Regions from separate parts of the Homo sapiens genome. Here region 2 is linked to region 1. A link is an interaction called in ENCODE POLR2A ChIA-PET data of the cell type or tissue named here. Cell type or tissue: PC-3. All regions are shown on one strand. Each heading gives the region's core, and the rest is flanking DNA. Links, peaks and the distances in the headings are about the cores only. Region 1 has its middle 16 kb from the start of BCL2L1-AS1. Region 2 overlaps BCL2L1 (BCL2 like 1).

Region 1 (2,907 bases), core at 176-2,675:
ACATAAGGAAACCCTGTCTCTATTTAAAAAAAAAAAACATTGCACAAGCAATACACAAAATTATTATCTTAAACTTCTATAGACCCAGAAGACTATAAAGAAGTGAAAGCTGGCTAAAAAGCTTTTTTTTTTTAAATTTAATAAATCATGAACAGGTGTTAGCTGGGCACCGTGGCTCATGCCTGTAACCCCAGCACTTTGGGAGGCCGAGGCAGGCAGATCACCGGAGGTCAGGAGTTCGAGACCAGCCTCGCTAACATAGCGAAACCCCGTTGCTACTAAAAATACAAAAATTAGCTGGACGTGGTGGCGGGCATCTGTAATCCCAGCTACTCAGGAGGCTGAGTCAGGAGAATCACTTGAACTTGGGACGTGGAGACTGTGGCGAGTCAAGATGGCACCACTGCACTCCAGCCTGGGCAACAGAGCGAGACTCCATCTCAAAAAAAAAGAAAAAAATGAACAGGTGTTGAATTTTACAAAATACTATTTTCATATCTCCTGAAATAATCATAAGCATTTTCTTTGTTAATTTTTCAATACAATAAATTACATAGATAAATTTCTTGGCTGGGTGCGGTGGCTCACGTCTGTAATTCCAGCACTTTGGGAGGCCAAGGCAGGCGGATCACTTGAGGTCAAGAGTCCAAGACCAGCCTGGCAAACATGGTGAAACCCTGTCTCTATTAAAAATACAAAAATTAGCCTGGCATGGTGGTGCATGCCTGTAATTCCAGCTACTTGGGAGGCTGAGGCAGGAGAATCACTTGAACTTTGGAGGCAGAGGTTGCAGTGAGCCAAGATGGCGCTACTGCACTCCAGCCTGGGCTACAGAGTGAGACTCCGTCTCAAAAAAAAAAAAGAAAGCAAAAAGAAAAAATTCCTATATGTAGTCAATCTTGTTTACCTGGAATAAACCCTACAGGTTGTGATATATTATTCTTTTAATATTATGTTGTTTGTTAATATTAGGTTTGGTTTATTAATATTATAACTTTGGCATACATGTTCATAAGTAATAGTGACCAATAATTCCCTTTCTTTTCCTTCCTTTCTTCCTTCTTTCCTTCTGTGTTTCCCTCACTCTCTCCCTTCTTTCCTTCCTTCCTCTCTCTTCCTTGGTGCTGTACAGCCTTGCCCAGTTTTTTTTGTTTTGTTTTGTTTTGTTTTTTGAGATGGAGTCTCCCTCTGTAACCCAGGCTGGAGTGCAGTGGCACGATCTCGGCTCACTGCAAGCTCTGCCTCCCAGGTTCATGCCATTCTCCTGCCTCAGCCTCCCGAGTAGCTGGGACTACAGGCGCCCGCCACCACGCCCAGCTAATTTTTTTGTATTTTTAGTAGAGACGGGGTTTCACCGTGTTAGCCAGGATGGTCTTGATCCCCTGACCTCGTGATCCACCTGTTTTGGCCTCCCAAAGTGCTGGGATTACAGGCGTGAGCCACTGCACCCGGCAGCCTTGCCCAGTTTTAATAACAGTTATAATGGTAAAGAAAGAAAGAAGAGTTTAAAAGATTTATATCTTTTCCTGTTTTCTGAACTCATTATTTTAAAATATTCAAAATGAAAACGTACATTTGGATTGATTTCAAATCCAACTGAATACAAGAAATATTGACATTAATTTGTCAGTTATAGAAAGGAAGAGCTATTAGAATGTTTAAATATAATTTCAATAGTAAGCTTTGGAATGGCTTACATTTTTCTCTTATTTCCTACTTGAGATTATAATGTCTCCTTTTTTCTGTTTTTTTTTTTTTTTTTTTTTTTTTTTGAGATAGAGTCTTGCTCTGTGGCCCAGGCTGGAGTGCAGTGGCACAATCTCAGCTCACTGCAACCTCTGCTTCCCTGTTTCAAGCATTTCTCCTGCCTCAGCCTCTCGAGTAGCTGGGACTACAGATGTGGGCCACCACGCCCAGCTAATTTTTGTATTTTTAGTAGAGATGGGGTTTCACCCGGGTTCAAGTGATCTCACCATGTTGCCAGGTTGGTCTCCAACTCCTGGGCCCAAGCGATCCTCCCACCTCGGCATCCCAAAGTGCTGGGATTACAGGCATAAGCCACCATGCTGAGCCCTGCGTGAGCCATTTCTTTCTTTCTTTCTCTTTTTTTTTTTTTTTTTTTTTTTGAGACGGAGTTGCGCTCTGTCACCCAGGCTGGAGTGCAGTGACACAACCTCGGCTCACTGCAACCTCCGCCTCCTGGGTTCAAGCAATTCTCCTGCCTCAGCCTCCAGAGTAGCTGGGATTACAGGCACACGCCACCACGCCACCATTCCTGGCTAATTTTTTCTGTTTTTTTTTTTTTCAGTAGAGATGGGGTTTCACCATGCTGGCCAGGCTCTGGTCTCGAACTCCTGACCTCATGATCCGCCAACCTCAGCCTCCCAAAGTGCTGGGATTACAGGCGTGAGCTACCGTGCCCGGCCGAGCCATTTCAATAATAAAACCTCATATAAAAAGTTGCATTTACAGGACCAAAGTCAAGTTTTTAAAGAAAAAATTTTAAAATATTTTATGTATTTAGATGTTTTAATCAAAGATAAAACTTCATATTTTCTCTATGAAATATATTTCATTTCTTTCATCATAAATATGTAATATATGGAAATTGAATGAGTTTTTCACCAAGAACCACATAGAGAGTCCCAAACCCCCTCCAGCTTTCCCTTTGTGCAATTCCAAGCATGTTCCATGGCAATATATAAAGTTGGGAATCACTGAGCGGTCTGGTTAAAAACTTGTGGAATACCACACAGCTAGAAAAAAAGAATAAAGTTGACATCAGTTGGTAATTGTTGAAACTGCCTGGTGAGTACATGGGGATTCATGTGTGAATATGGAAACTTCTACAAGGCTGGGCTAGGTGGCTCAAGCCTGTAATCCCAGCACTTTGGGAGGCCAAGGTGG
Region 2 (2,907 bases), core at 213-2,712, 50 kb after region 1:
TCTGTCAGCCTGAAAGTTCACTCCTGGAGAGTAGATCCAATAGCAATGACAACAATTTGTTTACCAGTGATTGCAATGTGACAATAACAGTAATAATAGTAGCTTGTTATACTAAGTAATTACTATATGCTGGGCTCCTTGGTAAGTGCTCCATGTATCTTTTCAACTATTTTCATGCTCTCAAGAGTGTTTCAAGAAAAGCGCTGTAGGCCGGGCATGGTGGCTCACACCTGTAATCCTAGCAGTTTGGGAGGCTGAGGCGGACAGATCACCTGAGGTCAGGAGTTCGAGACCAGCCTGATCAACATGGAGAAACCCCGTCTCTACTAAAAAAACAAAATTAGCTGGGCGTGGTGGCGCATGCCTGTAATCCCAGCTACTCGGGAGGCTGAGGCAGGAGAATCACTTGAACCTGGGAGGCGAAGGTTGTGGTGAGCCGAGGTGGCACCATTGCACTCCAGCCTGGGCAACAAGAGCGAAACTCTGTCTCAAAAAAAAAAAAAAAAAAGGAAAAAAGAAAAGCACTGTATATTGTTACCTCTTTTCCATACATGAGGAAACTAAGGCTGGGAAAGATTAAGTATTTGCCAAGGATAACTATTAAGCAAGTGAGACTCACCAACTCAACAACGGTTTGTCAAATTTCGTACCTGACTCTTAACAACGATGGAATTTCTCCCAAGGAGGCAAGGCAGACACCAGGAATACCAGGAGCAGCTGCTGCCTGAGAGAGTGGGGGGCCTCCAGAGCCCCCAGAAGAGTCTTCCTAACCTCTTTCCATCAGGTTTTAACATCACACTGAGATGGGGAGGTAAGGAAAGAATGGTTAGGTGTGCTCAATCTATCCTTAGGGCAACAAGGGTCTGGCCCTCTTTGTTGACCCTCAAGGGAAGAAGTTTGTGACTTCCCATTTGTCACTCACCAACCCTCTAGAGAGAAACAGAAGGGGGCAAGGGCATGGGAGTATTTTCTCCCTGGGGTTGGGGGGCACACACAAGGGAAGAAGCAGCAGCCTTACTGGCTCTTTCCTCCCCTGGGCAAGAAGCCTGTACATGTGATACAGTGTATGTCATTCACATGGAACCCCCTTGGGGAAATGCCAAGGTACCTTTTGGACCCAAGAAGCCTCAGAGAGGAGAGACTGGCAAAGCCCTGAACTGCAAGCTAAGCTGACAATTTCTAAGCATTGTAACTAGGTCATCAGGTTCCTGGAGAAGCCAGCTGTGGCTGGGGGATGGGGAGGAAAATTTTGCAGCCTACCAAGATCCCTACTTCCCTTTAGGCCCCACCCTCCCTGAAATCTGCACCTGCTCCCAAACTGACCCCTCCCCCCAGCTGAGCCCAGCTGTCAACGGCTCCCAATGCCCCGCCCTGCCTTCCTTAGGCCAGAACCATGGGGGCCTCTTGGGCAGGAGGTACCTGATTGCCACCTGAGCTTTGCAGAGAAGGAGCTGTGGGGCAGGGAAGGATTGGCCTCTCCTAGAAGATATTTCTTGCTCCACCAGGGCAGCAAGAAAGTTAGGCCCCTTTGGGCCTACCTAGGGTACCCTTCCTGGCATTGTCACTGCAGGTGGCAGGAGACAGGTGATGTTTACCCTGCTGAGGCCAGAGTTGCCAAAAGGCTTCAATCAATCCTTTGAATCTGCACCTGGCCCTGAGTCCCAAAATAACAACCAGGGCAGCTTACCTGATCTGCAGGTTGCAGGTGCCTCTGGCTTTTCTCTCCCTGCAGCTCTGCCTGCTGAGCCCTGGCTGGCAAGAGATTCTTTTTCTTAGGGGTTACTGAGACCTAACTGCATCCCACAGGTGCTCTGGGCCTCTCCCCATTAGGCCCACCTCTACCATCAACCATCCCTCTGTCCAGAGGCCTCTGTCATCAGCCACCTGGTTTCTTCCCTGACCAACTTTATTGCTGACACAGACCATCTTTGGCTCTAGCCAGTCTGCCTCCTCATGATCTCTCAAATGCTTCATACATACTCCACCCTCCAGTTCTGTCTGGGTGGTTCTTACCCGTCTGGCCTGCTCGTGTGTGTGTGTGCGCGCGTGCACGCGTGTGTAACTAGCCTGATCTTTTTGGTGTGTGTGTGTGTGGCAGAGTCTCCCTCTGTCGCCCAAGCTGGAGTGCAATGGCATGATTTCAGCTCACTGCAACCTCCATTTCCCGGCCTCAAGTGATTCTCCTGACTCAGCCTCCCAAGTAGCTGGGATTACAGGCGCCCGCCACCACACCCTGCTAATTTTTGTATTTTTAGAAGAGACGAGCCGGGTGCGGTGGCTCATGCCTGTAATCCCAGTGCTTTGGGAGGCTGAGGCGGGTGGATCACGAGGTCAGGAGATCGAGACCATCCTGGCTAACACGGTGAAACCCCGTCTCTACTAAAAATACAAAAAAAATTAGCCGGGCCTGGTGGCGGGCACCTGTAGTCCCAGCTACCCGGGAGGCTGAGGCAGGAGAATGGCGTCAACCTGGGAGGCGGAGCTTGCAGTGAGCCGAGATCGTGCCACTGCACTCCAGCCTGGGCAACTGAGCAAGAGCAAGACTCCATCTCAAAAAAAAAAAAAAAAAAAAAAAAAAGAAGAGACAAGGTTTTGTCATATTGGCCAGGCCAGCCTCGAACTCCTGATCTCAAGTGATCCACCTGCCTCAGTCTCCCAAAGTGCTGAGGTTACAGGTGTGAGCCACCACGCCCAGCCACAGCCTGCTCTTGTTACATTCTTTTCACCTATTTAAACCCATCATGGTCCACATCTTCCTAAGACATAACAATGCCTAACATTGACTGAGTATATCAGACACCGTGTGAGGTGGTCTACACAGTCACTTATTCAACAAATATTTGCTAAGTGCCTCCTATGTACCAAGCACTCTGCTAGATGCTGGGGATGAAAGACAGGATAAAGCCC

Evidence for each region. Peaks named below come from ENCODE experiments on the same cell type or tissue, not always from the same donor. Only the 100,000 strongest peaks of a DNase experiment are listed, where the experiment ranks them.
Region 2: POLR2A ChIA-PET joins it to region 1 with 10 read pairs; 27 of 35 experiments call an interaction of 5 or more read pairs at or near these places.

Annotation. Positions count from the first base shown.
Region 1 is chr20:31,657,808-31,660,714 of GRCh38, forward strand. No RefSeq gene overlaps it. Among named protein-coding and RNA genes, the nearest start is that of BCL2L1-AS1, 16 kb to the right of the region's middle. In PC-3, for the core only: no CTCF peak of the experiment used is centred there; no DNase peak of the experiment used is centred there.
Region 2 is chr20:31,707,289-31,710,195 of GRCh38, forward strand. All of the region lies in intron 2 of BCL2L1 (BCL2 like 1), which reads right to left. All of the region lies in intron 3 of BCL2L1-AS1 (BCL2L1 antisense RNA 1), which reads left to right. Among named protein-coding and RNA genes, the nearest start is that of BCL2L1, 14 kb to the right of the region's middle. In PC-3, for the core only: no CTCF peak of the experiment used is centred there; no DNase peak of the experiment used is centred there; H3K27ac peaks cover 1,425 bases.